Regions from separate parts of the Homo sapiens genome. Here all the other regions are linked to region 1. Evidence: chromatin contacts called from ENCODE Hi-C or POLR2A ChIA-PET data. All regions are on one chromosome and are shown on one strand. The core of a region is the stretch at or near the end of the contact, and the rest is flanking DNA. Distances in the headings are between cores, read along the strand shown. Region 1 overlaps RPTOR (regulatory associated protein of MTOR complex 1). Region 2 overlaps RPTOR (regulatory associated protein of MTOR complex 1). Region 3 overlaps RPTOR (regulatory associated protein of MTOR complex 1). Region 4 overlaps BAIAP2 (BAR/IMD domain containing adaptor protein 2).

The links. A loop is a pair of places that touch in the nucleus more often than their neighbours do. ChIA-PET counts read pairs that join two places held with the same protein, here RNA polymerase II (POLR2A). Pooled maps may share reads with other maps.
Region 2: a pooled map shows a loop between it and region 1 (2.8-fold over the local background). The contact joins two enhancer-like sites. A Hi-C loop is called at or near these places in 3 of 168 maps with a recorded cell type or tissue (CD4-positive, alpha-beta T cell, CD4-positive, alpha-beta memory T cell and naive thymus-derived CD4-positive, alpha-beta T cell) and 10 of 50 pooled maps. POLR2A ChIA-PET finds 5 or more read pairs at or near these places in 4 of 52 experiments (CD4-positive, alpha-beta memory T cell, HCT116, activated CD4-positive, alpha-beta T cell and 1 more).
Region 3: a loop to region 1 is called in a map of IMR-90, with 2.1 times the contacts of the local background. The contact joins two enhancer-like sites. A Hi-C loop is called at or near these places in 4 of 168 maps with a recorded cell type or tissue (CD4-positive, alpha-beta T cell, CD4-positive, alpha-beta memory T cell, IMR-90 and 1 more) and 11 of 50 pooled maps. POLR2A ChIA-PET finds 5 or more read pairs at or near these places in 4 of 52 experiments (Panc1, activated CD4-positive, alpha-beta T cell, activated CD8-positive, alpha-beta T cell and 1 more).
Region 4: a map of chondrocyte shows a loop between it and region 1 (2.5-fold over the local background). The contact joins two enhancer-like sites. A Hi-C loop is called at or near these places in 3 of 168 maps with a recorded cell type or tissue (CD8-positive, alpha-beta T cell, chondrocyte and psoas muscle) and 4 of 50 pooled maps.

Annotation. Positions count from the first base shown.
Region 1 is chr17:80,896,361-80,903,616 of GRCh38, forward strand. The region is part of intron 20 of RPTOR (regulatory associated protein of MTOR complex 1); the gene reads left to right. Among named protein-coding and RNA genes, the nearest start is that of CHMP6, 92 kb to the right of the region's middle. Within about 2 kb of position 4,636, at least 11 of the 41 ENCODE cell types and tissues checked have a DNase peak (open chromatin) inside an H3K27ac peak, as active enhancers do.
Region 2 is chr17:80,646,860-80,654,115 of GRCh38, forward strand. The region is part of intron 3 of RPTOR (regulatory associated protein of MTOR complex 1); the gene reads left to right. Among named protein-coding and RNA genes, the nearest start is that of RPTOR, 110 kb to the left of the region's middle. Within about 2 kb of position 3,017, at least 10 of the 41 ENCODE cell types and tissues checked have a DNase peak (open chromatin) inside an H3K27ac peak, as active enhancers do.
Region 3 is chr17:80,674,215-80,681,470 of GRCh38, forward strand. All of the region lies in intron 3 of RPTOR (regulatory associated protein of MTOR complex 1), which reads left to right. Among named protein-coding and RNA genes, the nearest start is that of RPTOR, 130 kb to the left of the region's middle. RefSeq lists enhancers at 1,998-2,524, 2,525-3,049. Within about 2 kb of position 4,622, at least 5 of the 41 ENCODE cell types and tissues checked have a DNase peak (open chromatin) inside an H3K27ac peak, as active enhancers do.
Region 4 is chr17:81,090,672-81,097,927 of GRCh38, forward strand. All of the region lies in intron 6 of BAIAP2 (BAR/IMD domain containing adaptor protein 2), which reads left to right. Among named protein-coding and RNA genes, the nearest start is that of MIR657, 31 kb to the right of the region's middle. RefSeq lists enhancers at 2,397-3,287, 4,158-4,452, 5,070-5,959, 5,960-6,849. Within about 2 kb of position 4,285, at least 11 of the 41 ENCODE cell types and tissues checked have a DNase peak (open chromatin) inside an H3K27ac peak, as active enhancers do.

The sequences.
Region 1 (7,256 bases), core at 3,386-5,885:
GCCGCCCCGACACCCCACGCGGCCTCGCTGACACCCCACGGCCGCAGCAACACCCCACACGGCCTCGCCAACACCCCACGGCCATGCCGACACCCCACACGGCCGCACCGACACATCCCACGGCCGCACCGACACACCCCACGGCCGCACCGACACCCCGCATAGCCACCCCGGCACCCCACGGCCGCGCCGACACCCCACACAGCCGCGCCGACACCCCACACGGCCGCGCCGTCACACCACAGCTGCGGGGGCAGCACCTTTGAGCCCGCTCCTCAGTTCGTTTCTCAGAACTGTCTTGGCCGCTCTTAGCCCTTTGCTCTGCTGTATACATTTCACAGTCAGGCTTTCTGTGTCGACAGCAGCCTCACTGGGGTGTTGTTTGAATGGCGCTGAATTGGTGGATTTCCCTGGGATGACTGACTTCCTTGCATCATGAGTCTTCCTGCTCCTGAACAGGGTGTATCTTTCCATTTACTTAAGTCTTCTTTATGTCTTCAAGACAGTCTAACTTTCTGCATAAAGGTCACAGGCATGACGTTACCTTTCAGTTTTTGTAATTTTAAGTAATATCTTTTTTAAAACCTGTTGCTGGCAAAAAAAGAAAGAATGCCAGTGGGCTGGGCACGGTCCCTCACGCCTGTAATCCCAGCACTTTGGGAGGCGGAGGCCGAGACGGGCGGATCACGAGGTCAGGAGATCAAGACCATCCCGGCCAACATGGTGAAACCCTGTCTCTACTATAAAAAAATTAGCCAGGTGTGGTGGTGCGCACCTGTAGTCCCAGCTACTGGAGGAGAATCACTTGAACCGGGGAGGCGGAGGTTGCAGTGAGCGGAGATCACACCACTGCACTCCAGCCTGGCAACAGAGCAAGACTCCATCTCAAAAAAAAAAAAAAGAATGGCAGTGGACATCTGTGTTTCTCTCTTGAGAGTAAACGAAACCTTTCTAACCTTTTACCTTTGATACGACATTTGCTGTAGATTTTTTGAGTGGGTGCTCTATATCAGTTTATAGAAATTCCCTTCCCTTTGGTTCACTCTTTTTATGAGTGCAAATTCCCATTCTATTCTAGTTAGTTAAGAATTTTCCTGATAAATGGAATTAATTTCTTTGAATGTATTTTCTGCATCTCAGAATGACCCTGTGCATGGCTGTTTGTTAGGGTAGGGAATTACATGATTGAATTTCTTGTGAAATATCCTTGCATTTCTGGGGGCACCCAGCGTGGTAATGTCCCCTGACATCGCTGCCTTACGCTCACCAGCTATTTCTTTGGGCGCTCCCCATTGGCATTCACGAGTGGGTTGGGCTGTGACTTTTCTTGTCCTGACCTGGCTGGTTTAGACATTGAGTCTGTACCTGCCTAGTAAAACTGGCTCCTCCGGGCATGGTGACAGGTGCCTGTAATCCCAGCTACTTGGGAGGCTGAGGCAGGAGAGTTGCTTGAATTCGGGCAGCAGAGGTTGCAGTGAGCCAAGATCACGCCACTGCACTCCAGCCTGGGTAATAGAGTGAGACTCCATCTCAAAACAAAAACAAAACAAAACAAAACAAAACTGGCTCAGGAGTGTACCCTCATTCCCTGTCCAAAAAAACTGGCTCAGGAGTGCGCCGTCATTCCCTGTCCTCGGGGGCAATTTTTATAAGACAAAGATGATGTGTTCTTTCGGTGTCTGAGTAGAATTTGCCCCTGAACTGTCTGGGCTAGTGTAGTGTTGTGAGGGTGGGTTTGAATTCTGTATTCCATTTCTTTAATGCTGATAGGATTATTTACATTCTCTATTTCTTCATAAGCTAGCTTCAAAAAGTTTTATTCTTCTAGGATTTTATTCATTTCAGCTAAGTATTCTCATTCTTTCCCTTGAGGCTGTCTGCAGTATTCTCATGAGTCTCTAATCTCTGCTGTCTCTTTATTGTTTTAGCTGCTTTTACTGATATTCCCAATCTGCTGCCTCTTTAGATATGTCCCCGTTTATTCCTATTGTTGTTTATTTGCCTTTTCCCCTTTTTCCTGATTAATCCTCTAAGATGTTTGTTCATTTCTTTAGTGTCTTCAAGTTCTAACTTTTAGGCTTTGTGGATTTACTGCATTATTTTATCTTTATTTTTCTATTCCAGTACTTTATTTTGTTTCCTTTCTACTGTTTTCTCTAGGTTCACTCTCTTGTCCTGTTACAGTTCTCAAACAGAAAATAAAAACAGCTCATTAACTTTGAGTTTTTCTTCCTTCCTAATGTGTGTGTTCAGGTCTGCGGGACCCCTGCCCCGGCTCCCCCAACCCCTGCCCCCGCTCCCCCCCCGCTCCCCCCACCCCCCGCCGCCCCGACTCCCCCCGCCCCGGCTCCCCCCGCACCTGCTCACCCAACCCCTGCTCACCCCGCCCCTGCTCACCCCGCCGTCTCCGTCTAGTGAGTTTTGATGATGGGCTTTTCACTTGTGTTCAGCTTCAAGCTTTCTTTCTACTTCCATTGTGGTTCCTGGGGATGGCGGTCCAGCCACAATGACAGCAGCGCATGACAGGAGCCCAAAGACCCGAAACAGACGCAGGGCATCCGCCAAGGCAGTTCCCACCGGGCAACCCTGTGGGTGTGCTCCCAGCCTTGGCCAGCTGCTGCCTTGAGCACCTCTGGATAGAACGAGTCCAGAGCTTGCACCATGCCCTCCAGGGTATGGAGAACTGAAAGGTTCACTACACAACAACCCAGACACGCCAGCTTAGCCCAGACACGCCAACTTGTTAATTTTCATTGAGAAATAACGTTGCAGCTTTGTGCATTTGGCTGTCCACTAAAATATGCCAAGTGCCCAGAAAGCGCAGAGTTGACTCCGTATATTCGAGTATAAATCAAGGTATTGCCAAGTCACCAATGAAATATATTCTAACGTCACTTGTAAGATGTTTGTTTTGAACTGGAATACACTTTTTAAATAGAATTAATGTTACATATAGTGGTTAGGTTTCCAGGCTAGCCTGCAAGAGTCTTTTAAAACCTGTCTGCAGAAATTCTACTTATAAATCTACAATGAAAAAAGGTATTTAAAAATTTTTTTTTAAGTACTAGAAAATGTAAATTCATAGTATTCTGTTTTGATTACACATTTCCCCTGGCCCCGGCCACAGCTCCTGTGAATAGCTCTCTAGCGCCTCCAGCAGGTTAGTGCCACCTCTGCCCCAGTTCACGCTCATCAAGGTCAAGGTGATAGCTCCCTTCCGTCACGTGTAGGTTAGAGCAGGAGTCTGCAAACTCTTCCTGTGAAAGAGCTTTGCAGGTGGGACTGCCCCTTGGCACTTCCCCAACACTGCCAGTGTGGTGCAAAAGTAGCCAGAGACCGCGTGTAGGTGAATGAACTTGGCCATGTTGCTATGTAACCGTGTGGACTGAAGTTTGAATTTTGCGTAACTTCACATCACAAAATATTGTTCCTTTGATTTTTTTTTCAACCACTTAAAAAGTATAAGAACCATACACAGGCCATAGAAAAACAAGGCTGAGTTCAGCTCAGAGAGCCTGACAGTAGGGCACACCCTGCCCGCACCCTGGCCTCCAAGGATACTCCTGTGAGTCAGAGGGCTTGGGATTCTCCCACGGATTGGACAGATATTTTGACAGTGCCCCCACTGTGCATGCTGGGGCACAAAAGTACAGAACAGGCAAACCCAATGCCACCTGTGTCGAAGCCAGTACCATCGGCTCTGGGCATCTCCCACCCCTCCCTGCAGAAGTGGGCGTCCTCCCTCTGCAGCCAAGGGGACCGGCGTTTACTCAGGTTGACTCCTGGCCAGGAGTCGGGGACTCCTCTTTGTGCCCCAACACATCCTTCTCTCAGCCGGGCATCTGTGGCCGTCTCCTCCCCGCCTCGCAGCCACCTGAGCCAGCAGCTCTGGCCTGGTGGTCGCAGCTCTCTCCCGGGTCTCCCTGCTTCCACTGTGGCCCTCCTGGGGCCGTGTGCTCACTGTGGCCTTCCTTTTTTTTCTGAGATGGAGTTTTCCTCTTGTCACTCCAGCTAGGGTTTAATGGCGCGATCTCTGCTCACTGCCTCCCGGGTTCAAGCAATTCTCCTGCCTCAGCCTCCCAAGTAGCTGGGATTACAGGCGCATGCCACCACACCTGGCTAATTTTGTACTTTTAGTAGAGACAAAGTTTCTCCAAGTTGGTCAGGCTGGTCTCGAACTTCCAACCTCGGGTGATCTGCGCGCCTCAGCCTCCCAAAGTGCTGGGATTACAGGCATGAGCCACTGTGCTCGACTGGCCTTCTTCTTTCACAGGAAGCGACAGCAGCATCACCCCTCGGTGCTCACCTGGTGACCGTCTGCCAAGGGCCTGGTGGCCCCGCCACCCTACCTGGCCCATGCTCCATGGGGTTCTCGGTTCACTCTCGTCCCTCCACTCACACGTATCTGGCCATCAAGTAAGAATCAAAATAAAAAGTTGCACCTGGCCTGCAAGTGTGCAGAACCGCACCTTTTGTTGATCCAGGAAGCTCAAGCCAGGCAGTGTGGCGCTGGGTCACCATGGCACCATTGAGAGCTTCCGTCTGCAGGTCCCCACGCCCACAGCACCTCCCTTTCCCCCTGGGCATTTGGATACCACATGGGCATCTCCCCTTCTGCTGGCGAAGGCTACAGAAAGTTCACAGCTGTGGAGTTTCCAGGTGGCTGAACTTGCTGAGGCTGCTGTTTGCTGTGCGCGTGCCATGCCTGAGGCCCTGGGTGCTGTCCACAGGCAAGAGGGACTGCGGAGGCCCCGCCCAACTCCTGTGTGAAACTTAGCTCTTGTCTGTGATGAGTGAATGCCGTTGTTATCCTCGGTACTGGTCTCGGTGGAGTACAGGGCGAAGAATCGCAGTTTCATTTGAGGGCCACCCAGACGGGAAGCACACAGCAGCCTGGGGCCCGGACACAGGGGCTTGGCCTCCATGAGTTTTCTCCTCTGCCGGTTCTTTCTTTTCTGTCTTCTCGAAGGAGCTGGACTCCCCATTCCACCATCCTTCTTATACAATGTGATTCCTGACTTTTTTTTTTTTACTGGAGAAAACTGAGTTTTATTCGTATATCATTCAAATCTTAGGAAATTTGACAGGAAAGAGTTTCACAATGAGCTGGAGTTTAGGAAGGAAAGAAAACAAAGTCGCCCCTGCAAAGCCAGCCTCATTCATATTCAGTGAGGTGTCACTCACACCACCTGGAAACCACCGTGCTTACCTAAGTGTTTAGAAGTCATAACTTACACAGAATCCCATTGTGCACAGCACTTCCCTGTTTCCAGCCAATTTCTTCTTTCATTTCAGCCAAAGAACAGCAATCTCTTTAGTCCTTTCAGTGAAGATTGCAGAGGCTTTCAGAACCATGGCAACCTGGAGAGTCCATGTCTCCCCATCTTTCCTGGTGCCCCAGAAGCCCTGCCCCAGCGCCTCCCCATCTTTCCTGGCCCCCCAGAAGCCCCGCCCCCAGCGCCCTCCCTGCTCTGCCTTCCCCAGAGCACTTGCATTCTTACACCCTCAGTCACGTGTTTCCTTTCTTCCCCGTGGCAATGAAGCCCCTTGGCTGGTACTTGGCTTCCTTTGATCGCTGATGGAGCCCAGGTTCCCCCAGCAGTGCCTGGCCCTGGTGGGGCAGGATAAATGTTTGTGAAACTAAATGGGAACCCAGGTCTCAGCACTGTGTCAGGTTCTAGAATCTTCTTTGATGTCTCCATCCTGCTTGTTTCTCACTCAGCCCTTCGTCTGGCCTGACATCCACAAGAATCCCCTACCTCAATCCCTCCTATTTCCAGTGCCCCCATCCCACCAGGCCTCGTTGCCCTGGGTCTTGCTCTCTGCAGACCACAACTGGGCAGGCCCTCTTTCACACCAGCTCCTCACCACCCTCCAGGTGAAGCCTTCGTTAAAACCGCATTTTCTGTAGAGGCCAAACCATTGTCTGACATTCAAGGCCTTCCTTCAGCCTCCTGCCCCCCGTCTCAGCAGCAGCCGCTCCACTGCACCTGCCCGCAGCACCCCTGGCTGGCCCCTGGCCCGGCCCCTCTGCCATCCGTGCAGCTCAGAGCCAGGTGGTCTTGCCGGGAGGTTGCCTGGCCCACCGCCAGGATCCCCATGTAGGTGCCTGACCCAGTACATCAAAGCATGATGTCGCCATTTTTACCACCACAGTCCTATAAAGTTGTTTCTTGCTAACGCATGGATGTGTGGACACAGGCCTCACCTGTCCCGGCCCCCAGCCCATGCGTCTGCCCTCTGCACTTATCTGTGTTCCTGACGGCCACAAGTGGCCGTGGAGCTGCTCAGGATGGAAGGATGGCTGGAGACGGTCTGTGGCCTGTGTCCACATGTCCCGGGACCCAGCCTGAGGTGCCCTCCTCACCCCCAGACACCCATGCATGTGGCCCCACACCATGTCACTCCCACGCTCATCCGTCCAGCCCCAGCTCCCAGCTAGAGTGCAGTCCCATGGGGGACCACGCTGCTGTGTGCTCCACCCGCCTTCCCTCCCGAAACCCTGCGTCTCGGCCAGAGTCCAAGCACACCCGTGCTGAGAGGCGAGGCGGGAGTTAATTCTGCTCGGGACTCTGGTGGCCTGAGAAGGCTCTTCCCGCAGAAACAGCCTCATCCCGAGAGCGCTGGCAGGAACGCAGATCAGAGGCCTGGGCTAGATGGGACCAGTTTTCACGACTCTGCTAGATACGGTGACATTTTTTACGGTTTTGAAAATGAGTTACCATAGAAATGGATCCAGGATGGACTAATGCAAGGGAGGGGAGGGCGAGAAAGGAACACAGCCCTGCGGAGCCTGGAGCCGGCCCTGGTGCAGCTGTGGCAAGCGCCCTGCTCACCCAGAGGAGGAGCTGGGGGCCCTGGCCAGCGGCAGAGCCAGAAGCCCCGCAGGCCGCCTGTGCTCTCCACACCTGAACACGGGATTCTGCGGGAGAGCTGGTGTCAAGTCCTGACCCCTCTACTTCGTTCCGAATCTGGGAGCCAGAACTACTGCCTTTGGAGGAAAGAGGAGCCCGGAGACCCGAGCCCAGAAACTGGGGCACTGCCCGGCTCCTGGGAGGCCACAGAACAGTGGCGGCCCCTGCACCCCAGGCCTGCCCAGGCCTCTCAGCCGCACACATTGCGGCCGGCTGCACTGCGGCATCATTGGTGTTCACAGGACGGGCCATAGCAACTGCTTCTCCCTTGGTTTATTTTTTAATGTTTCTTAAAGACGGGGTTTCGCTGTGTTGCCCAGGCTGGCCTCGAACTCTTGGGCT
Region 2 (7,256 bases), core at 1,767-4,266, 250 kb before region 1:
TGGCATGGATGGGAGCAGAGTAGGAAATGCCTGTTTTCTCAACGGTAGCGTCCATCCAGGAGGTGCAGAAAGCCAACCCCGGAACCCCCGTCGGCTGCACCAGAATGGTGTCTGGAAGCCTCTGATGATTTCCTTGCTGGTGCTGGAACGCTTGGACTTGTTCTTCATTTTTCTAGCTTTTGATATAGGTGATTCCAGTTCAAAAGGAATTGAGAGAAACCATGGTGATTATATTTTTTTCTGAAGGCTGCCAGCCACTATCTGGCCCGTATTTCCTTGCTTAGGCCCATTGAGCCCTTTTCTAAATAATTTATCAGTTTGCCACTGATGAAATGTTTCTTCTGATTAAATTTAAGGCTTTGCCTTATTACCTTGTAGGTGTATAAATTTGTGTTCTGCCAGAGATTGGAGGAAAATGCCGACCGTTGTTTCAGTGGAAAATTCTGCAGTAAAACCTCACTCATTCCATCATAAGTCTCAAATGAAAGTTTTATTGGGAAATGGGAGTAGGAGATTATTATAAAGCTGGGACCATACAGTGAAGAATTTATCTTTTTAGAGAATTTTTCTAACAAATTGGGGCTACTGGCAGTTTAGTACAGGATGGAAGTTAGGAGCTGGAGCCTGTGGAAAAAGACAAGCAGGAGGGGCCTCGCTCTCTGTGTCCTTCTTTCCCCAGAGAGAGTGGACAACACCAGAAGCAGAGGCCACACCTCTTTACTTGGGGTGAGCTTTAATTCTTCTGGTGCCTTAAAAATAAGTTTCTATGGGAATATCTATCATTTACTAAGGAAGATGAAACAGCATGGCGGTGCCTCCACTGACCAAGTCTGTCCGTCGGGCAGGTGTGTCTAGGGGAGGAGGCGGAAGGCGCTCCTCAGTCATGGAGCCACGTTGTTGTAGGAGCTCATTCTCATCTTGTCCAGGTCTGCGAGTAGTGAAGGCAGCAAGTCCTGTGTGGCGGCCGTGGGGCTTCCAGGGAGCTGAGCGGTCAGGTTGAGTCAGTTTCCATGTGGTGGACAGTTCTTACTTATCCATGCACAGCCCTGGTTTGTGGATTACAGTGAACAGATTTTGAATGTCAGCTTCCCTTCAGTTCACCGTGCTTCTCAGATGTGTCACAGTTAATTTGTGGTTAAGGGATGAAAGTTGGTTTTGCCATTAGATAAACATGTTTTTTATAGTGCCTAACCCCAAGCAGAGTATGTTCAAGGAGAGAACAAAACAGCTCCCAAGATCTGGTCCATTAGCCCAGTAGAAATTGTTATTGCATTTTAATGTAAATGACAGTCATCCTTTCGTGGTATTGATAATAGAGTTGTTTGTGTGCTTTTATGAGATGCTTTGAATGAACCGAAGCTGATGACTATACCTCCTGTTGGGAGGAGGGGGTTTGGGGAGCAAGGGGGTTGAGAAGGCCAGTGGTGGGCAGTTTTGGTTCTACTTAACAGGTGTGTCTTTTGGATTTTAGGCACAAGTGTTATTTGCAGAACTGAATGTTTATGTGTAATTCCATGTTGTTTAGGGGTTTGGAGTGAGGATAATTGGAATCCAGGCATCTTCTCCTTGTCCCTGAATGGGGCTGCTGCTTGACCTGTCCACCTCACAGGGAGTGTCATGTGGCCATGTGTGACAAACTGTGAAACCCTTGGTATTGAGTGCTCACACTGCTAGGTGTGGTGGGAGGCGCCTAGTCAGGCAGCCGGGTTGGCTTTGGGGAGCACTGCATGGATGGCTTCTAAGATCCACTTGTCTTCTTTCCCCTGGGATGATTAGACAGGCCTCTGCTTTGTGGGCAAAGCAATTGGTATCAGCACAAGTCACTCGCTTCCTTGTGCCCCCCACCCCCAAATGTTTTGGAATGAATTTTATAGATGGATGCTGATATGGCTTGGCTGTGTCCCCACCCAGATCTCATCTTGAATTGTCACTCCCACAATTCCCACGTGCCATAGGGGGAACCCAGTGGGAGGTAATCGAATCATAGGGGCGGGTCTTTCCTGTGCTGTTGTCCGTAGTGAACAAGTCTCACGTCCCTGCACGAGCTCTCTCTTGCCTGCCACCATCCATGTAAGATGTGACTTGCGCCTCCTTACCTTCCGCCATGATTGTGAGACCTTCACAGCCATGTGGAACTATAAGTCTATTAAACCTCTTTCTTTTGTAAATTGCCCAGTCTTGGTTATGTCTTTATCAGCAGCATGAAAATGGGCTAATACAGATGCAGTCAAGACGCATAAATCAGTGGGTTCTACCTTTTCTTAGGATTTTCAGGCTCAGATATGGATAATCGGGGAAGAAGCAGCTAAGTTGCCCTAGGACAGTACTCCACACCTGGAGGTGCTCCAAAGCTATTCATGGAACAGCCCAAGGTGGACCGTTACTCGCTGTGACTCCTGCTTGGGGCATTCACGTTGCGACATTAGTTCCAAATTGACAGTCCAGTTCAGCTGGTGAAAATGGCCCTATAATTGCGATTGGCAGCATCCCTTGGCGTGCGGCCCTGATGCCATTACCATTCCATCATCCATCCCGTCTTGCTGTCTGCCCTGCCGCCAGCCCTCCCTCCTCCTGCCCAAACTCACCTGACTTTCTTCTCTGTGGGTCCTAAGGTTGGGCTTCATCCACCTTGAGTTTCTGTGACAAGCTGCCAGTGAGGACTCATGGGCAAAGGCAGAACTGTGGGTGGATGGCTCACAGCTTGCATAATTCAGTACCTGGTGTGAAGCACTTTGCCTGTGTACTCATTAAATTTGCAGGACGGTACAGACAATATCTTCTGGTGGTCTTGGGGTTAACTGTGGTGCTTTGACAGTTTCACTTAACTGCTTACTGCCCAGAAAGTTAAGAACTGTTCCTATGATCAATGTTTTTACTTATATTTTTGCCTTGGCCTCAGCAGTGCTCTCCCACTTCGTCTTCCCTCCTTTCTAGTGCTTCTCGCCTGAAAGCTTTTCCACGTGCGTGCCGTGTTCAGTGAGAACTCTGATTCATGCTCTTCAGCCAGAAGCCTTCGTAGTCAGCCCTGCCCACGCACTTCCTGCCTTGCCCTGTCCCCAGAGGCCATGGTATTGGAAGCAGCTTCCTGGAAGCAAGCTTAGATTATGCGAAGCAGTTTATTCCGGACTCTTTAGACCAATTGCACCAGAGCATAAAGGTGTTGTCACCTACTGCTATCCCTCCGAATACCTTAGTGACATGACCTATAAATTCTTTTAGGCACACCAAAGACATTACAGAAAGAAGAATGAAAGAAAGGCATGGTTCTGCAGCCTCCTGGAGGATGGCAGCCTGTTGTGACTAGACTCCTCAGGGTTTCAGTCCATTAGAGCTGGTCCCAGAGGGGACCCCTGCTGGCCAGCCCTGTGTTGGACTCTTGCTCTCCGAGGCCACCTAGGGGATTCACTAGAGAGCCCATTTGGGATTGAAGAGCACGCGTGTTGACTAGAGTGGGTTGCAGCATGGGCCGCAGCCTGTTTAAACACTGCCTAGGGAAGATTGGTGGAGTCCGCCTCCTCCCTTCTGCCTCGTAGGTCCGCAGAGTCGTGCTGGGCTCACCGCTCCTTCCCTTTCTGGGCGGGAGCGCCCCTCTCACTGGTAGGGGAGCTCCCTGGGAAATGTGGTCTCCTTTCTACCAGTGCACTGAGGGGTGGGGTGGGGAGAGCTTAACTGTGGAAAGAATGCGAACTGGTTTAGTTCTGGCTTTGCCACTTCTTAGAAATGTAACTCTGGACAAATTACTATTTAAACTTTTAAAATTTGTACATGCAAATGAGAGTTAATGGACAGAATAAAAGTATATAAAGCATTTGCACCAGGGAGGCCATGGTGGTTGGTCATCAGATCCTTACTTCCCATCCCTTTCTGTCCCTTATCCCTTCCTCTCCCTCATGGTTGAGGTGGTGGAGGCCCCTCCCAGAACATTCTGCCCAGGAGTCTTGCTGCCTTAAGCCCCTCCCCATCCTGCCTTATCTCTGGTTTTATCCTCTTGCGGGGATAACTGCATTCCTGACTCTTCCTCTATTAATTGACCTACTTGAAGTGTAATACTTTTAGAGAGAAGTAGGGGCTTAACTCTGTCCTTAACAGGCCTCTCGAGGATATTATCTCTCATCATCATGTTCCCTTTAACAAGGGAGTTGTCTGTGTGTATGACAAATTGCAAATGAGGACCCCCCACCGTCAGGCTGGGGACTAAAACTGTAGCTCAGCTGTTGTCGTTTCACAGATCTCACGTGCCATGTGTGTTTCCTGAGTTAACTTGGGGACCGTGATACAGAGCGATGCGGAGATGGCTCTGAAGGACAGGCAGGTGCCAGGCGAGGGATGGAAGTGCTGCTTCTAAGTCAGAAAGTGGAAGGTGTGATGTGTTAAAGAATGGAAAGCTAAATTTGGAGGTGACGATGAGGAACCCACCGTATGCTCGCCATATGCAACTAGGAAGAGTTGTAAAATCCTGCTCCAGCCAAATTGGAAAGTGCTGATCAAGGGGGAAACGATCAATAACAGATTGGAGGGGGACGGCCACTTCAAAGTGTCTGCGGTACTTGATTTCATTTTGCAGGGGAAACCATATGTCACAGTGGTGTTCATGAATTTGGGTGTTCACAAGGGCTTCTGTACAGCTCCCTCCCAAATGTCCGCGATTTACTTGTTGGTATGACACATAATGGAGATTTTTTTAAAATGGACATACGAAGCACATAACGTCAAGTTCACCATTTTAAAGTGTACAACTTGGCTGGGCGCAGTGGCTCGCGCCTGTAATCCTAGCACTTTGGGAGGCCGAGGTGGGCAGATCACCTGAGGTCAAGAGTTGGAGACCAGCCTGGCCAACATGGTGAAACCTTGTCTCTACTAAAAATATTTAAAAAATGGCCAGGCACGGTGGCTCACGCCTGTAATCCCAGCACTTTGGGAGGCCGAGGCGGGTGGATCGTGAGGTCAGGAGATCGAGACCATGGTGAAACCCTGTCTCTACTAAAAATACAAAAAATTAGCCGGGCGCAGTGGCAGGTGCCTACTGTAGTCCCAGTTACTCAGGAGGCTGAGGCAGGAGAATGGCATGAACCCGGGAGGTGGAGCTTGCAGTGAGCTGAGATCACGCCACTGCACTCCAGCCTGGGGCGACAGCGTGAGACTCCGTCTCAAAAAAAAAAAATTAGCTGGGCGTGGTGGCGGGTGCCTGTAGTCCCAGCTATTCCGGAGGCTGAGGTAAGAGAATCGCTTGAACCTGGGAGGTGGAGGTTGTAGTAAGCCGAGATCACGCCACTGCACTCCAGCCTGGGTGACAGAGCGAGACTCCATCTTAAAAAAAAAAAAAAAAAGTGTACAACTCAATTGGCTTTTAACATCTTTGCAATCTTGTGCAACTGTCATAACTGTCATAACTGTCTAGTTCCAGAACACTTTTCTTACCCCAAAGGGAAACCCAAAGCCCATCGGCAGTCATTTCTCCTCCCCCAGGCCCAGGCAGTCACCAGCCTGCCTTCTGTCTCTGGAGATGCCTGTTCTAGGTACTCCACACAAATGGAGCCATACAGTATGTGGCCTTTTGCGTCTGGGCTCTTTCCTTAGCATCTGGAATGTTTTCAAGATTCCTCCATGCTATTGCATGTATCAGTAATTTAATCCTTCTTGTGTGTGCATGTGTAGAGATAGGGTCTCGCTTTATTGCTCAGGCTGGTCTTGAACCCCTGGCTTCAAGTGATCATCCTGCTTCAGCCTCAACTCTTTCTATAGCTGAAAAACATTCCATTGTATGGCTAGTCTACATTTCTATTTTATGGGTTCATCTGTTGATGGACACTTTCATGGTTTCCACCTTTTAGCTATTTGAATAATGCCGCTATGAATATGTGCATGCTAGTGTTTGTGTGGGCCCCTGCCCACTAGTGGGGTTGCTGGGTCATATGGTGACCCTGTATTTTACCTCCCTGAGGCACTCCCAATCTATTTTCCACAGTGGCTGTACTATTTGTCCATGTCTACTAGCAGTGTATGAGGGCTCCAGTCTCTCCACATCCTGGCCAACATTTGTCACTTTCTGTATTCTTACATTGTTATTATTATGATAGTCCTAGTGGGTATGAAGTGGAATCTCATCGTGGTTTTGGTTTTCATTTCCCTGATGATTAGTGATGTTGCCATCTTTTCATGTGCTTATTGGCCATTTGGAGGAGTCTCTATTCAAGTCCTTTGTCCATTTTTTAGTTGGGTTGTTTGTCTTTATTGTTGAGTTCTATGAGTTCAAAATGGAGACTTTTAAGTTGAATAAGGTATAATTTCTGTTGTGAGGACTTGTTTCCTTTCCAAATAATATGTGTGGTGTCTGCTGAGAGCCTCATGGTAACATTTAATTCTTAAAAGAGCCTTTGTCTTGATAGATTGGTTTCATAAAACTGTTAAGAGGTTCAGCCAGGCACCGTGGCTCATGCCCGTGGGAGGCCAAGACAGGAGGATCCTTTGAGCTCAGGAGTTGGAGACCAGCCTGGGCAACATAGTGAGACCTTGTCTCTAATTAAAAAAAGAAAAGAGGTTCTTTGACTATTGACTATACTGATCATATATATACTGTATAATTTAATACCAATCCCTTAAGATTCCTGTGTGTTTTTGTTAGGAGTCTTTTGGTTTTCTTAGAGCTGTGGTCTCTCCACCTGGAGTGTATGTCGGGAGAAAGCTCCTGTCGGGGTGAGTGCAGGCAGAGTGGCCGAGGAGCTGGGCCTCTGTGAAGTCTGGGTGCAGCTTGGAGGCTCATAGTGGACTGGGAGCTTGGCAGGAGGGGCGGTGCATGTCCACACCAGTGCCCGGTCTCCGCCGTGCTGCGGCCCTGTGGGTCTCTGCTCCCCACTCAGCAGTTACGCTGCAGGACGTTCCTTCCCCTCCCTGTGTGTGAGGGCTGGGTCCTTCCTTTCTGATGTAGTCATCTTTGATGGGACTCCATCTGCTTGGGCCCAGGGGTCCCCACAGGAGCCAGCTGTGTTCACATCCTAGTGGTCCCTGGTCCTAAACCACCTCCTGACTTTCCTCTGTTGCTTCAGCTTCAGCTCTCTGCCCACTGCATTGTGTCGCTGGATTTTCAAGATTAAATTCCCCCCACAAGAGTGTTTGATGCTTCCCTGGATGGCCAGGCTGTACGGCCAGTGTTAAAAGACAGACAAGTGCCACCCAGGGGCAAGGGGAGTGTGTGGTTCAAAGTCCCTGAGAACAGATGCCAGATGCCAGGCTCAGGTGGTGCCGTTTACTTCCAGCAA
Region 3 (7,256 bases), core at 3,372-5,871, 220 kb before region 1:
CTGTTTACACATGTTATGGAACAAGTTAGTATAAGTTTATTTTGGGGCAAAATGTTTTTTGAAGTACGTGCATAGTTTTTTTTCTTGAACATGAAAACCCTTTGTACATTTCACCTTTCCGGAAAGAAGAAGTAGGGAAGAAGACCCCACTGTTTTCCTTTAAGGATGTTTCTTAAAAGTTACACTCAGCACTTTCACAGGGAGGCTGGAAAATATCTAGGTGACCCTGTGTGCAAATGAAGAACTGGGGATTCTAGTTATGGAAGGGTGGGGTGGATACTGGGGAAAACGAACAGCCTCTGGCATAGGCGCCATCCTGGCTGATGCTGAGTTTCTTCTTTTCTACCTGAGCTTAGCTAAAATCTCGCCACCACGCCCAGAAGAGAATGCATTTGCTTTGGAGTTTTCTGTAATCCTTCTGAATTGGTTCTAAATTGGTGGCCGGCGCCTGTAGTCCCAGCTACCTGGGAGGCTGAGGCAGGAGAATGGCATGAACCTGGGAGGCGAAGCTTTCAGTGAGCCGAGATAGCGCCACTGCACTCCAGCCTGGGCAACAGAGCAAGACTCTGTCTCAAAAAAAAAAAAAAAAAAAAAAAAAAAAAAAAAAAAAACAACTTCTCAACATAAGGTCTAACAAGATCAAGACACTTTTGTAAATGACAATACCACCCATCTTGGGATATGATCAAATATACACTAAGAATATGGAAATGAATCGTCCTGACGTGGAGGTAGAATACTCAGGTGACCAGTTGCTTCCAACTAGGACTCAGTCACCCCTGGCTTCAGAAGGGCAGGAGACACGCTGTGAGAAGCTGTGAGAGTGTTGGAGATTTAGGATGATTCTCAGTTCGCAGATTCTTTGTTCAGCTATGTCCAGTCTGTTTTGAAGCCTTTCCATTTTCATTTTAAGTTGTTTTTTTTCTTACAAATTCTGTATAGTTATTTATTTCTGATTTGGATGTCTGAAGTCTTTTTGTATCTGATTCAGCTACAGTTTTTGTTGGCTGTTCGTCATGGTGCCTGTTTCCTAATGTCCTTTTAAATTTTGACAGTTATTTTCCTTTGAAATTGAAGTATGTGAAATCTTTGAAGCTTGGGATGAAGTTGGCTTCTTTTAGGACTATGAAGTTTGCTTCTATCAAGTGCTTACAGGTCCTGACAGTCTGAGGTTTTCTATCACACCCGGGTCAAGGCCAGCCATCCCTCCTCTCTGTTTATTACTAGGCTGAGGGGCAGAAACTTTTCCTTGCAGTGCCCCGGTGGGGTGGGTTTACTTTCGGGTAAACCTTGCTCTGCGTCTGCAGCCCTCTGCACACCCACTCTTCTGGAGGGATGCCCTCCCTCAGACACCATGCCAGCACGGGCCTTGGGCGTTGCCTCCTGCCCCTCAGGCCGCCCATGACTGCAACGCCCCACTCCAGTTCATGGGCTCAGGCCCGCGGAACCCGGCTGCTCTGCTCACCGGGCTCGGGCCCGCAGAACCCGGCTGCTCTGCTCACCGGGCTGGCCCCAGCTTCACTGCTCTCACACCAGCACATCCGTGAATTTCAGAACGTGCCCCTGCCTGCTTGTCTGCCCCCCACCTCCAAGCATTTTCACTTGTTAGTGAGAGGAACCTGGAGCCTGAATCCACCACATTGCTGGACATTTTGTGCTTGTGGTCTTTTTATTACCGCAGATGTGATTTCCTTGCTTGTTTCTTCAAGAGCCTACTCTTAAGAGGTATGATGAAATACTTTTGAGAGTGTGAATTTCACTAAATCACAAAATCTGAAAGGTGTACAAGCAGACAATTCTGAAAGAAATAGAAAATGTAGCTGAGTGTCTAGTATCAAGTGTAGCCATTTCTGGTGATAAATTATTATACGCATTAGGTGGATAGTTTTGTTTACTAAGAATTGAAGGTAATTCTGGAAATTGATAGGTCAGCAAGCCTTTGCTTAGTGTGAGGCTAAGGAGTTTGTCGTGTTTATGCAAAATGGTAATGTCCTACTGCTGCTTTATCGATATGGAAAGTTCCAGTAGGTTAGAAGTGGTTAAGTAAAGATGAATGGCGAATGGGATTTGATTAAATGTAAAAGTTTCTGAGGGAAGTGAATCACTGTGTAGATGGAGTCACCCCCGGCTATTGATTTAAATGACAGTTCAGAAATAGTATCAAAAGAAACAAAATGGCCAGCGTGTCAAGAAACCAGCAGCTCTTCTGTTCCGGGGTAGCCAGCACCAGGCATCAGGGCCCCCGGGACCTCTGGACATCAGCGCTGTGGGTCGTCTTGGAATTGACACTTGAGGGCAGATGAGGCAGCACCAGCTCCTGGGTGCCTCTGCACCCAGTGCCCTGTCTCCGCAGTGAGTGAGGCTGGACCGGGTGTGCCAGCATCTGGAGGGGTCTGCAGGGTCGGAATACTGCATACAGTTGGATTTTGAGGTGGAGCATTAGCTAATTAACTGCAACCAAAAGTAAAGTAGCAGGGTGGCTGCTTCTCCAGGCCTGGAAGCCTGCGTGGTGGCTGAACTGCGGTCCCCACTGCAGCAGAACCGGGCAGGCCTCAGTGGCCTCAGGCTCTGTCCCTGTGTATTTCATGGAGAACAGAGTCAGGGAGGTGCAGGGCTCATCGCTAGCCAGGGCACAGCGGGACCAGGCATCCTGATTTGCAGCCTGGTGGCCTTTACCTAGTGCCGCCTCATCTGACATAAAGTCACCCGTGTGGGGGAGAGCTGTATTTTAATAATCAGTTTCAGGTAGATCCCGGAAACCCAAACATATAGAAAGGTGAGGGACTTCGGTTCCCACCTCCTGAGCAGGTACTGCCTCGTGCCAGTGGACCTGGGAGGGCGGGAAGGCTGCTCTCAGGGGCACGCTGTTGCATTATGCCATGTTGTTCTTTTGGTTGTTTATTGTGATGAGCTCTTATTGTGATAAGAAAAATAATCATTTTCTCATCTTTAGCAGTGAATATACCTCTTTTTTAACTGCCATGTTAACGTTTGCCTTTGACAGTGTGCTCTGAGAGACACAATCTATGCTTCAATTCTATGCTCTTCAGCTGTCATAACTCTTCTCCATGTCTTTGAAGTGCAGTAAAGAAAGTGTAACCCAAAAACTGAACAGTAATTCCTAAACTTGGCACTTGCTCTCCACTCTGGAGACATTCTAGGTTTCATTTGAGAGGGATTTTGGCCTGCTTAAAGCATTTTAACAGCTTTTCGTTGGCCCCAGTACAAAGTCTAAACTCTTTACCTGGGAGGAAAAATTGCTTTTGATCTGGTCCCTGCTCTCTACCACAGCCTCACCTCCCACCTTCCCTCCCACCAGACTCCAGCCTCACCTCCCACCAGACTCCAGCCTCACCTCCCACCTTCCCTCTCACCAGACTGCAGCCTGACTGCTGACATTTCAGTGTGTTCCACCTTTTCAGGCGTTTGCTGGGCAGTTTTCTCTTCCTCAACTTGTTAAATTCTATTCATGCATCGAGTCTTGCTGTTGATGTCATTTTCTTTGGAAACTGTTCCTAAATCCTTAATCCTTTCTACCTTACAAAAGAATAACAAAATAAACCCCAAGAAAGATCTACTCCTTTATTCTTTCACAGGATATGATTCCTACTCCATCATTGTCTTCAACTGTATGGTGTGTTGTTGCGATGATCGTGGTAGCAGGATTGATATCAGTATTGCTCACTGGTCTCTAGTCTTCTAGAAAATAAGGGATGGGGACTTCCAGGTAGCTGATGAAATGGTTGTGTCTTAGGTTCCTGTCTCCAAAGTATTTCCTCCAGAATAATGTAGAAGAACAAGAAGGAGAAAAGTAAACTTTGTAAAAGCCATGTCCTCAGTGTGAAAGACACAATATACTCCAACTTGAAAATCGTAAAAAGAGGTAACACCCAATCCAACATGGAATTCCTGATGTTCTCCATCTCCCCACTACCACAAGGCTCTGTCCACCTTGGGTTGTAGGTAGTTGACAGAAAATTATAGGTACAAGTTTGCAGCAGAAAAAGACAAAAAGGAAGGAGAAGGACCTTTTGACATATGGGTGGATGGCGAAAGGAAGAAGAATCAGCAGGGGAAATTTAGTGTCCTGTAGACAGGGACAACCACAGGTTGGGTGTGGTGGCTCATGCCTATAATCCCAGCAGTTTGGGAGGCTGAGGCAGGCAGATGGCTTGAGCCCAGGAGTTCGAGACCAGCCTGGGCAACATGGCAAAACCCTTTCTCTACAAAAAACAAACAAATAGTATTGTACAAATGAGTTTCTGGTCTCGTTAATTATACTATTGTTATGTAAGACCTAATGGTCGGGCATGTTGGGTTAAGGCCATGTGTACTAGCTTTGCAACATTGCTGAATATCTAAAATTATTTCAAGATAAAAATTAAGAAAGGAAAGCAGTGGTTATGCCTGTTTATACTTGAGCCAGAGCAACGCCTGACTCAGAATAGACAGTCACCCATTCACGTTTTCTAACTTCAGATTGTGCAGTTGTTTGTTGGTTCTTGGGTTTTTAAATAATGCATGAAGAAGGTGGAAGGAGCGGCGCCCTGGGATTGCAGTATCGTGGTGTTGAGTCACTTGCGATCTTTCCGGTTCAGTGACTCCTCAGTGTGCGTGGATTGGGGCCCTCCAGAGATGCTCTCTGTCTGTGTGTGTCATCGCAGCCCTCTGCTGTCCATGCCCGACAAGCCAGTGGCTTTCACTGCTGTGTGGGGTGGGGGCGATGTTTGTGTTTGTTTTATTCCAACAGTGGCTTCGTTTCTCTTCCAGGGCATTTCTCTCGCTCTTCACAAGAAGTGGCCTCTGCTTCTTCTGATTATTCACACTGTCCATTATTGATTACTCCTTATCCCCTTTCTTTCCTCTGCATGAAAGGCAGGTCTCTGCCGGGCGCAGCGGCTACCTGTAATCCCAGCTACTCGGGAGGCTGAGGCAGGAGAATTGCCTGAACTCGGGAGGCGGAAGTTGCAGAGAATGGCCTGAACCCCAGAGGTGGAGGTTGCAGTGAGCCGAGATTGTGCCACTGCACTCCAGCCTGGGTGACAGAGTGAGACTCCCATCTCCAAAAACAAAAAAAGAAAGGCAGGTCTTTTGTGAATTGACGGCTAGGCTCACTTCCTGGAGGGCAGTCGGCTGGCTCAGGCACAGGGCGGGAGGAAAGAGGCTTCCGCACAGCCACGTTCTCCTCATTCCTCACCTCGTAGAAAAGATTTTTGGGGGGTGGTGGTTAATCATGTTACTCTAAGTTTTCGTTTCCTTTTTACTCGGCTCAGGAATAGTAAGATGCCTTTACAGGCCCGTTTGAATGCATTTAAACTTAAGAATTTCTGTCATTTTTCCCTCCCTTTTTGTTTCTCTTAGCTTATTTTTTGAGCCTGCAAACTTTAAATTTTTATTATTCTGAGAATAGCTTATTTACTAACTTAAATCCTGTTTTGAAAAAGGCAGGTTGTGAAAAAGTAAACCATAAATAGTTTATAGCTGTAAGGAGTTGAAGTGTCTTCAGAATTAATATTTATGTATTTATTTGAAGCTCAGTTTAGCTGTTGTCATTCAAAGTTCTGCCTCAAGTATGCCCAGATCTTGTCAGTTACACAGCCTTCCTTTCTCTGCTTTCTCTTCTTCCCAATTCTTCCAGCATCTCAAGAGGCAGGGTTAACAATTCCACTCCCAGGCTGGGTGAGGTGTCCTCTCCACGGTTCCCCAGAGCCCAGAGAGGCGGAGGGAGCCCCATGGTCCCTGTCCTGGAGAGGAAGACCTCCCCCAGAGTCCAGAGAGAGGGATGGAGCCCCCATGGTCCCTGTCCTGGAGAGGAACCTCCAGTTCTCGGTCAGGGCCAAGACCCCCAAGTGGGTCACAGTTACTTGTTTTTCCTCTTGCCCTCCTCAGCCTGCTGGCTCTTCTGTGCAGGACCTCAGACTGCCAGGCTCCTGCTCTCTTCCTCCAGGCACATCTTCTCACCAGAACTCCAGCCCTGCACCTCAGACTCCCTGTTCATTGTCTCACCTCAGCCCCATCTCAAGTCTAGAACCCCCTTTCTTTCTTGTTGACTTATTCCGTTCTAACTGGAATCCTAGAAGAGAATGACAGGATGATGGTGCTGTGCCTCTGAAGGGGGTTTGTTAAAATACTCAGAATCAGCAGGGCACGGTGGCTCAAGCCTGTAATCCCAGCACTTTGGGAGGCCCAGGTAGGTGGATCATGAGGCCAGGAGTTCAAGACCAGCCTGGCCAAGATGGTGAAATCCCATCTTTACTAAAAATACAAAATTAGCTGGGCGCAGTGGCAGGTGCCTGTAATTCCAGCTACTCAGGAGAGGCAGGAGAATCGCTTGAACCCAGGTGGCAGAGGTTGCAGTGAGCCAAGATTGAGCCACTGCACTTCAGCCTGGGCAACAGAGTGAGACTCTGTCTCAAAAAACAAACAAACAGACAAAAACTCAGAACCATGCCTAGAAAATACTCAGGGCTCCCTGTTTGTTAGATAAATTGTTAGATCAGCCAATGAGTGACATATTGCATCTTGTATGCTGCATCCCAGGGGATTTAGTTAGTGACAGAGGAGAAATACAGCTCCTTTGCAAGTGGTCCTGCGTGCCGAGGCAAAGATCCGCGTATAAAATCCCACGTCGCACGTATGTGCTGGGCTCGTCTGTGAACAGGTTACATGGACCCTCTCTAGACCCAGCAGATGGGCTTTGAAATGTGGCCTTCGTGTTCAGCTGGCATTTGGTTTTCACCAGGAGACAACAGCAAACACACAGGCGGAAGAGGAGAGGGAGCCCGTGAGGCTCATTGTCAATACAGGGGAGACAGCCACTCAGGACGGGGCTTCAAGGCATGCATGGGTTTGACAGAGGTGAGGGGCCTGGCGCACTGGAGTCCAGGCTCATGGAGGGAGGGGTTGGTTTGGCATCTTCTCTTTAGCACCTGCCACGTGTTCTGCGGAGGCCAGTTAGTGTCAGTCAGCAAAACACCACCTCCAAATGCTGGCAGTGGAGTGTCTCGCTTTATTTTTTTATTCAGATCGATAACTCCTAGGAAAAGAGCATCTTTTAGAGTCACCTGAAACTAAATAAAGAGCAGAGTGCCTGAGTTGTGGAAACACTGGTGCTGTCTGGGCCTCATGGCAGAAAGTTGCGGGGCCGCGGCTCTCGTTCCGTCCTCACACTGCCCTGCTAGAGTGCGTGCGTGCTGTGTGCATTCCTCATGCCGCTGCTGTCCCTGGCAGGTGACAGTTCAGGGGCACCTCGCGCT
Region 4 (7,256 bases), core at 3,035-5,534, 190 kb after region 1:
ATCCCCAGCCCCACATCGGAGTTTGAGGGGGTGGGGCACTTGGTATGTGGCTGCGTACGCGCCCCCCGAGCTGCGGGGAGGCTGCGGCCACCATCCTGGGGTGAGTGCCATGTGGCTGCCTGGCTGGGATGTGCTGCCGGCCTCGCTGCTCCAGGCCCCTTGCCCCACCCAGGGCTGTTCCTGCTGGTTCCCATTGCCTTTGCAAACCCGGCCAGCGGGCTCTGTGGGACTTCTACTTTAGGGTGTGGCCGCTGGGGGCCCAGCTGTTGCATGTCCTCTCCACTTCTGAAGAGAGGAAGCACCCTGGGCTGGGGAACTGGGCTGGCTGGCCCCGCCTACTCATGTGCAGCCCCGCCCCTCCAGTGCATTCCACCCCGCCCCCACTTGTGTGGACCCGCCCCCACTTGTGTGCCCCGACTTGTGTGGTGCAGGAGGCCCTGCCCTTGCTTGTGTGGCCCCACCCCTTGGTGCAGGAGGCCCCGTCCCTCCAGTGCACCCCACCCCCATTTATGTGGCCCCACCCCACCCCACCCCACCCCACAGGCCTCCTAGCTGTCCCTAACTCCTGGCTTGCCTCGCGGGGTCTACTGTCCTGGGGCCTAGGTTGTCAGCGAAGTCCTGCTGGTTGCAGGGAAAGGGCCTGCTGGAAGTACTCTTGGGGGAAGCAGAGACCTCTTCACCGGCCTCTCCATTCCTAAAGCGGTTGGTTGCTTCCCAGCTGTTCTACAGACCAGCCCAGCAGCTGCACCCTATGCTGGGGGCAGCCCGGGGGTGTCTACGCAGAGAGTATAGTTCACGGTGCCCCCTTGAGATCCCTGCCTCGGTCCCTGGACCTGCCTGCCCCCAGCTCTTCTAGCTGTCTCCAGTGTATGCCCTGTGGGGTCACTGGCGACCATAGCAGTTGTCCCCAATCCTGAAGACCCTGAGAGAGGCAGGTGTGCCCACACGTCGTTGGAGTGCAGGGCAGGAGTCTGGCCCATTCGGGCTCCTGGGGCTGCTTTCTTGAGCGGGCAGGAGGGGGCTGCCGGACTGCCGGAAGTGGAAGTGACCCCACGCAAGGGTGGCCTGAAGCCAGTGTCCAGCCAGGGGCGTGAGTAGCAGAGAAGCAGATGCCTCCCTGCGGTTCCCAAGCTGCCCCTGCCACAGAGGCCTTTCCCTTGGAGACCCTTTAGTGCCTCTGGGGTCTCTGGCCCTGCATGTCCCTCACCTGGCAGCCTAGAGCTGGCCGGGGCCTGGCTGGTGGTGCAGCCATGTGGGTGGTGCATGCAGGTGGAGGCTGTTCAGGCAGCTCCACGGGCTGGACGGGCGCCCCCATCTACAGGGCCCCCCACCTCAGCTGCCGCTGATGAAGGGGAGGTGGTGGCTGGTGCCTGACTCTGGTCTTTGGGGGTGTAGCATGCTGTGTCATTGTCAGATGTGGGTTCCCTCAGCGACCCAAGAGCTGGGTGTCTCGAAGTGATTGCCGGGGTCTCCAGTGGGCTCAGAAACCTGGCGCCAGCTGCACCCCACCTGAGCTGCATGTATGCGGAGCACCAGGCTCCTGGGAGCTGTGAGGCTGCTGGGCAGCGAGGCTGGGCCCATGGCACGTGTGAGGGGCGGCTTCATGCTCCAGGGTGCCTACGAGGCCGAGGCCCCCGATGCGCACTGCCCGCCTCCACTGCCGGGCTCATTGTGTGGCAGCGGCCAGGCCTTCAGCCTGAGCTGAAACAGGGACACACCACACCAGGCCCTGGGGGCAGAGGTGGGGCTGCAGGGAGGGGTGGGCGTGAGGTTGGCCAGGCCCTGCCCCAGAGAGGCAGGCAGAGTGGATTTCTCTGTCTGCCTGCCAGGGTGCCCTTGAGCGGGGCTGGGCCCGGGGGCCTCCTGTTGTTCAAGAACTGCTTGTAATTGAGATGGTGTTTTGGGATTTCCATGAAAAGAAGTAATTTTAGTTATAGGTCAGGGCACTGGGGCTAGGAAGCATTTGGGGTGTTTGTTAACTAGGACGGGAGAGCTTTACGTAAGGGGCCCGGCCCGGAGCACCGCCCTGACGGCCTTGGGCAGCGGCACCTTCACTCCCCAGGACCGTGGTCGTTGCCACATTTGCTGGGCCAGGTGCTGACAGACGTGCCCGTCTGCCTGGAGGGAATGTTCTCCACACCACGCGGGGCACGGTGGACATGCTGGGGCAGGGGACACCTTCTCTGTGGGTTTATCAGTGTGTCCGCGGGGCGTGGTCACAGCCTGGTCCAGCTCCTCCTTAGAACAGAGGGGTGTGGCTGTGTCCACAGGGCCCGGAATGGGGCTGAGAGCAGAGCCCAGCCTGTGCCCACCGCTCGGGGGCAGGGAGCAGGGCCCGGGGGACGTGTCCACATGCCCCATCCTGCATCTGGAACCCAGGGTGGGAGGCGAGTGGCCCACCCACTCCCTGGGCTGGGCTGGGCTGGGCTGGGCTGGGCTGGGCTGGGCTGGGCTGGGCTGTGGGCACGAGGACCTGAGTGTGAGGAGGGAGCCCCGGCCCGCTGGATGCAACTTGTCCTTCCTAACCCATGTGCACTGAGGGTGGGGCAGCCGGGCCCCTGCTCAGAATCGCACTGGGCATGGGCTCGACTTGCTGGCCCTGGGACGACCCTGCTCAGCCAGCTCTGGAGGCTTCCTCAGCGGCCTGAAACTCCTGCTGCAGAGGAGGGTAGCATTGCCCTGTCCACTCACCACCTCCTGGGGCTTTTCTGGACAGAGATGCCCGGGGCTACAAGGAGAGCCAGGGTTTCTGCTGGGTTACCTTCCCCTGTTCCCTTTCTGAGATGATGGGGGAGGAGGGAGGTGAGGCAGGTGCAGCCCTCGCTGGCCGGTCGTGAGTGAGGAGGGAGAGATGGCCCCGCATCCCTGGGGATGCTGCCTCCCAGAGACCATGGGGGCTCCGTAGCACCGGCAGGATCATCGTGGGGGTCCTGGGAAGCGGCACTGGTGCTCTGCTCACTGTAATGCAGGGGGCTGGTGGGGGGCATTGGTGCCCCCAGGATCCCCCCTCCGGCTGCCCCCCATCTCTGGGTGTGCGAGGCCTATAGCCTGGATTGAGGTCTGAGAAAGGGGAGAGATGCGTGCTATTTAAAGGGTGTATAATTAACACAGCAGAGACAAAGCACCCTCGTTCAGATCTTCAGAGAAGATAATAGCAGGGCCGGTGATCGCCAGCGTGGAGTCTGGCGACGTGCGGGGGGTGTGAAGCCCATCCTCGTTTTCACAAAGCTCTTCAGGCTAAGGCTGTCTGTGGACAACCCCTCCCCCCCACCACCCCCGTGAGGACAGCCGTGTGGCCATGTTTCTCTGGAGTAACATCTCTGAGGGGTCCTGACCAGGAAAAACAGGAGTGTGAGGAGCCAGGAGCCACGGAGCCCTCTCAGGGCTTCTGCATCCGCAGCTGACACAGGGACCCTCAGTGTCCCCGGGGCCAGGGCAGCCAGGGGTCGGGCACTCTGCTTCCCCAAGCCTCAGGGCTGGGCCACTCGAACATCTTAGCCCCCACTTCTCCTGCATCTTGCCAACCCTTTGCTGGCTCTTGGGGACAGCTTGGTCTGTGATCCTCTAGCCTGTTTGTGTGTCTAGCCCACTGGTGTGGACAGAAGCGACCTGCTGTCTCCTGTGCCCGTGGGCATGTGCTCACCAGACTGTCCATCCCAATACCAAGCTGTGGGTCTGTTGGGACCTGTTGTTCCTGGGCACCCCTTGCCAATCTGCTGAAAGCTCTGGGCCTTTTTCCCAGGAAAATGGGGACCGTCAGGGCTCATGGATCCCTGATCCTGCCAAAGTGGCACTGTTCCCTTCCTGAGGATCTTCCTGTAATGCCTTCCTTGGGGAGCGGAATGACCAGCTCTTCCACCTGCCACCGGGGCCAGAGGGTGCGGCTTACCCTCTGCTCAGCCCAGCCCGGGTCTTGCTCAGAGCACGTGTGTTCAGCGTGAGATTTAAGGGTCCTCCCATCTCCTTTTAACCACCTGCCATGCTGCCCTCCCTCCTCTGCCTGGGTACCGTGCCCATCAGCCTGGGAGGCCTGGTCAGTGGGTTTTAGAGCAGCCACTGGCTGCAGCCTGCAGGTGGCCAGTGACCATGTGCTACTTGGGGCACCTGATTCTCACCCCACACACCACAGCTGACCGGTCCGCAGCCGCATCCTTTCGAGTAAGTGTTACCCATGGTGACAGCTGAAGGCCAAGAATTACGTTCTCATTCATATGCTGCAGGGGACCTGGGGGGTTAAAGAACGTGGGAAAGCTGCAGCAGCCGTGGCGGATGAGGTAAACCAAAGCCGCCTTGGTTTTTTCTGGAATGCCCCTCCCCCACTCTGAGTCACCGCATGCTGCGGAGAGGAGAGATGTGTTCTGATCACTTTTGTCTTCTCTGATCACGGGGCTGTTCAGCCCAGGGTGACTAAGTGGGAGCATTCTGTGGGTCTTAAATGCTTTCAGCTGGGTGTTTCCATAGTGCTGTCGCCATGGCACCCAGCTAAGCACGCAGCCGGTGGCTCAGCGGCGGGCGGGGACTGGAGGGGGCCAGCCACTGGGACTGCCTGCCCATGGGGCAGGCTCAGGGCCGTTGTAAATGGCCGGGCTGCCAGGTAGGAGGTACAGACCAGGCCGTGCTCTGTCCCCTGCACTTTCCACACAGCTCGGACGTGCCCCGTATAGGTCATCCCCGTCCAACAGCAGGTCACAGTTGGCCGGGCCCTGCAGTGCTGGCCGCCACCTCCTCTCCTCCCCGTCCCCGCACCGGCCCCTTGTGTGGTGAAGCTCCTGCCTGGCCTAGATTTCCAGGATCTGCCCTGTACAGTCGTGGCCTCTCTGTATGAGGAGTCAGTGTCCTGGAACAGCAGGTGAGGAGAGGCAGCTGTCATTCCTAGACAGAGTGGCAGCCGCATGTCATGCGCTGACTCAGGCTCTGCCATAGCCAGATGCTCATGTGGGGGCTCCAAGGCAGGAGGTGTCAGCTCCCCCCGTCCTTCGGGGGCTGGCCATCCCTGCCTTGCTGCTCTGGGAACATCTCTCCTCCCTGTCCCCAGGATCTGGAGGGGCCCCGCCAGAGCACCGTGCAGCCGTACTTTCTGTCTCTCCCCCGACTTCCCCTGGGTTTCTCTTGTGACCTGTGTGCCACTCCCAGCCATTTACGGGGCTCCTTTGAGTAAGTGGAAGACTTAAAAATAAAACACCAACTCTCTTCCCGGCCAGGGAGGCTGCCGTACCCTGCTAATGAGGCCAGTACCCCTCGCTGTACTCTCCCCTGGGGAACTGAGCATGAGCGTGAGAAAGTACCGTAGCCTAAAAACCCAGAAACCGCCTGTAGGGTGGGCAACCGGAGCAGCTCCAGGGGCCTTAGTTTGGAAGGTGCCGTTCTCAGGGTGAGGAGACCCAGGGGGCCCTGCAGCCTAGTTTACACTGCTGTCCTGGGGTGACCACTCCAAGCAGCACCTTCTCTTCCCCCGAGTCCTATTCAGACAGCAACCAGTGTGGAGGCCGTGGCTCTGGGCAGCCCCCTGGGCCTGCCTTTTCTCAGTGCCTCAGTTTCTTTTGCCAGGCGTTGGATCTCCTGCTGAGTGCTCTCTGGCCCTGAGCTCTCTGCCCACCATGCTTTCCGGGCCGGCCACCGCTGGAAAAGTCCCCAGGGAGGGCACAGAATCCTCATGATGGGGTGCGTTGGGGGTTTCTCCATGGAACCTCACACACATTCCTGAGGCTGCCCCACTTAAGGGATTCTGGGCACCGAATAGCTCCCTCCAAAGCAGGCACCCCCATCACAGGCCACTCAGAGCCTGGAGGCGCACCCCAGCATCCCTGGCAGTTCCCTGCGGGAGGAGCGGGGCAGGACCCTGCAGGCGGCCTTGGAACAGGCCTGGGTGTTGGTCTGAGTGGTGTTGCAGGGGCATGGGTGGGTGCTCATCTCCAGGCCCCTCCTTGTGCACAAGCCCACTTGTTTCTCGGAGCACACCCTCCCCACCCAGTCCCTTTGATCCTGAAGGTCAGGAAAGGAGTCCAGCAGCCAGGCTGAGGCTGGAGCACAGCGGGCTCAGGTGTCCTCCTCCATGGCTGCAGTATGTGGCGTCCTGGCCACGGCCATCATGCCCTCCCCAGGCCCCAGGGTACCCCTGAATCTGGCTGTCGCACTCTACCCCTTCCTGGAGAAGGAGCCTCAGAGGTCACTGGAGGTTCTTGGGAGCAGGAGCAGGAAGCCCTGGTAGGTGCATGTTGCATAACCAGAGGAAAAGTACTTCGCGCTCCAGCTGTGGAGGAGGAGGAGGTGGAGGAGAAAGTAGAGGAGGAGAAGAAGGAGAAAGGAGAGGAGGAGGAGGAGGAGGCAGCGGCAGTGGGGGTGGCGGCAGAGGCCTCAGCATGGAGCAGAGCTTGCTGGAAAGTCTGCTTAAGGTTGCCTTGCAGGGCCTCTCACCTGTGATCAAACTTCTCACTTCCTAAATGCCATCTCAGGTCCCCTTTAGGTGACCCTGTGGCCAGGCCCTACAGCGCCTCTGGAGGGTCAAGGCCTACTGGGGATAGGAGTAGCAAGCCCGTTGTTTTGAGGGGCAGGTGGGGTTTAGTGTGGGAAAGCAGGGTGGGCTGCAAGGGCAGGGGAGCGCCGGGCTCCGTGTTGGGGGATGTGGCTGGGCAGGCTCTGGCCTTGGGGACAGCATGGTCTGCTCACACTGGCCAGCAGGCAGAGCCAGTGCCCGGTGGTAGTGCTGGGACCGACCCACACCCTGCCAGGCTGGTTCTCACCCCTGTAGTGGAGGCTTGCGGGGGTAGGCAGCCAGGGAACAGGCTGCTCCGCTCCCCTCCCCGCCGCCCACCCGGCCCGGCACTGCCCACCCACGCTGAGTCAGAGCTGTAGGCGGGGCGGCCGCGAGGCTGAGTCAGGCAGGGGAGGCCGCCCCCTTGCGGAGGCCGCATCTTCTTAAGAGCCGATTCTGAACTGACCACTCCTTGACGGGCAATCCCGGTGGACGGGGGGTCTGAGTCCTGCTGTGGAGGGTCTGCCTGAGGCCGGTAGGGGCTCAGCCCAAGGTAGGTAGGCACAGGAGGAGAGGCGAGACAGAGGAGAGCTGGAAAGACCTTCCTGGCAGAGGAGAAGCTGGCTCCCTGCTGAAGCAGCTAGCCTCCTGCGGCCTCCCAGGAGGGGCCTGGGTGTGTCCCTGGGGACAGGGTCTGTGCCTCGGGTGCTCCTCCCTTGCCCTCACCAGCCACCCACAGCCTCATCAGCGTTTTGGGATGGAAAGTTTCCAGCCTACAAAACCG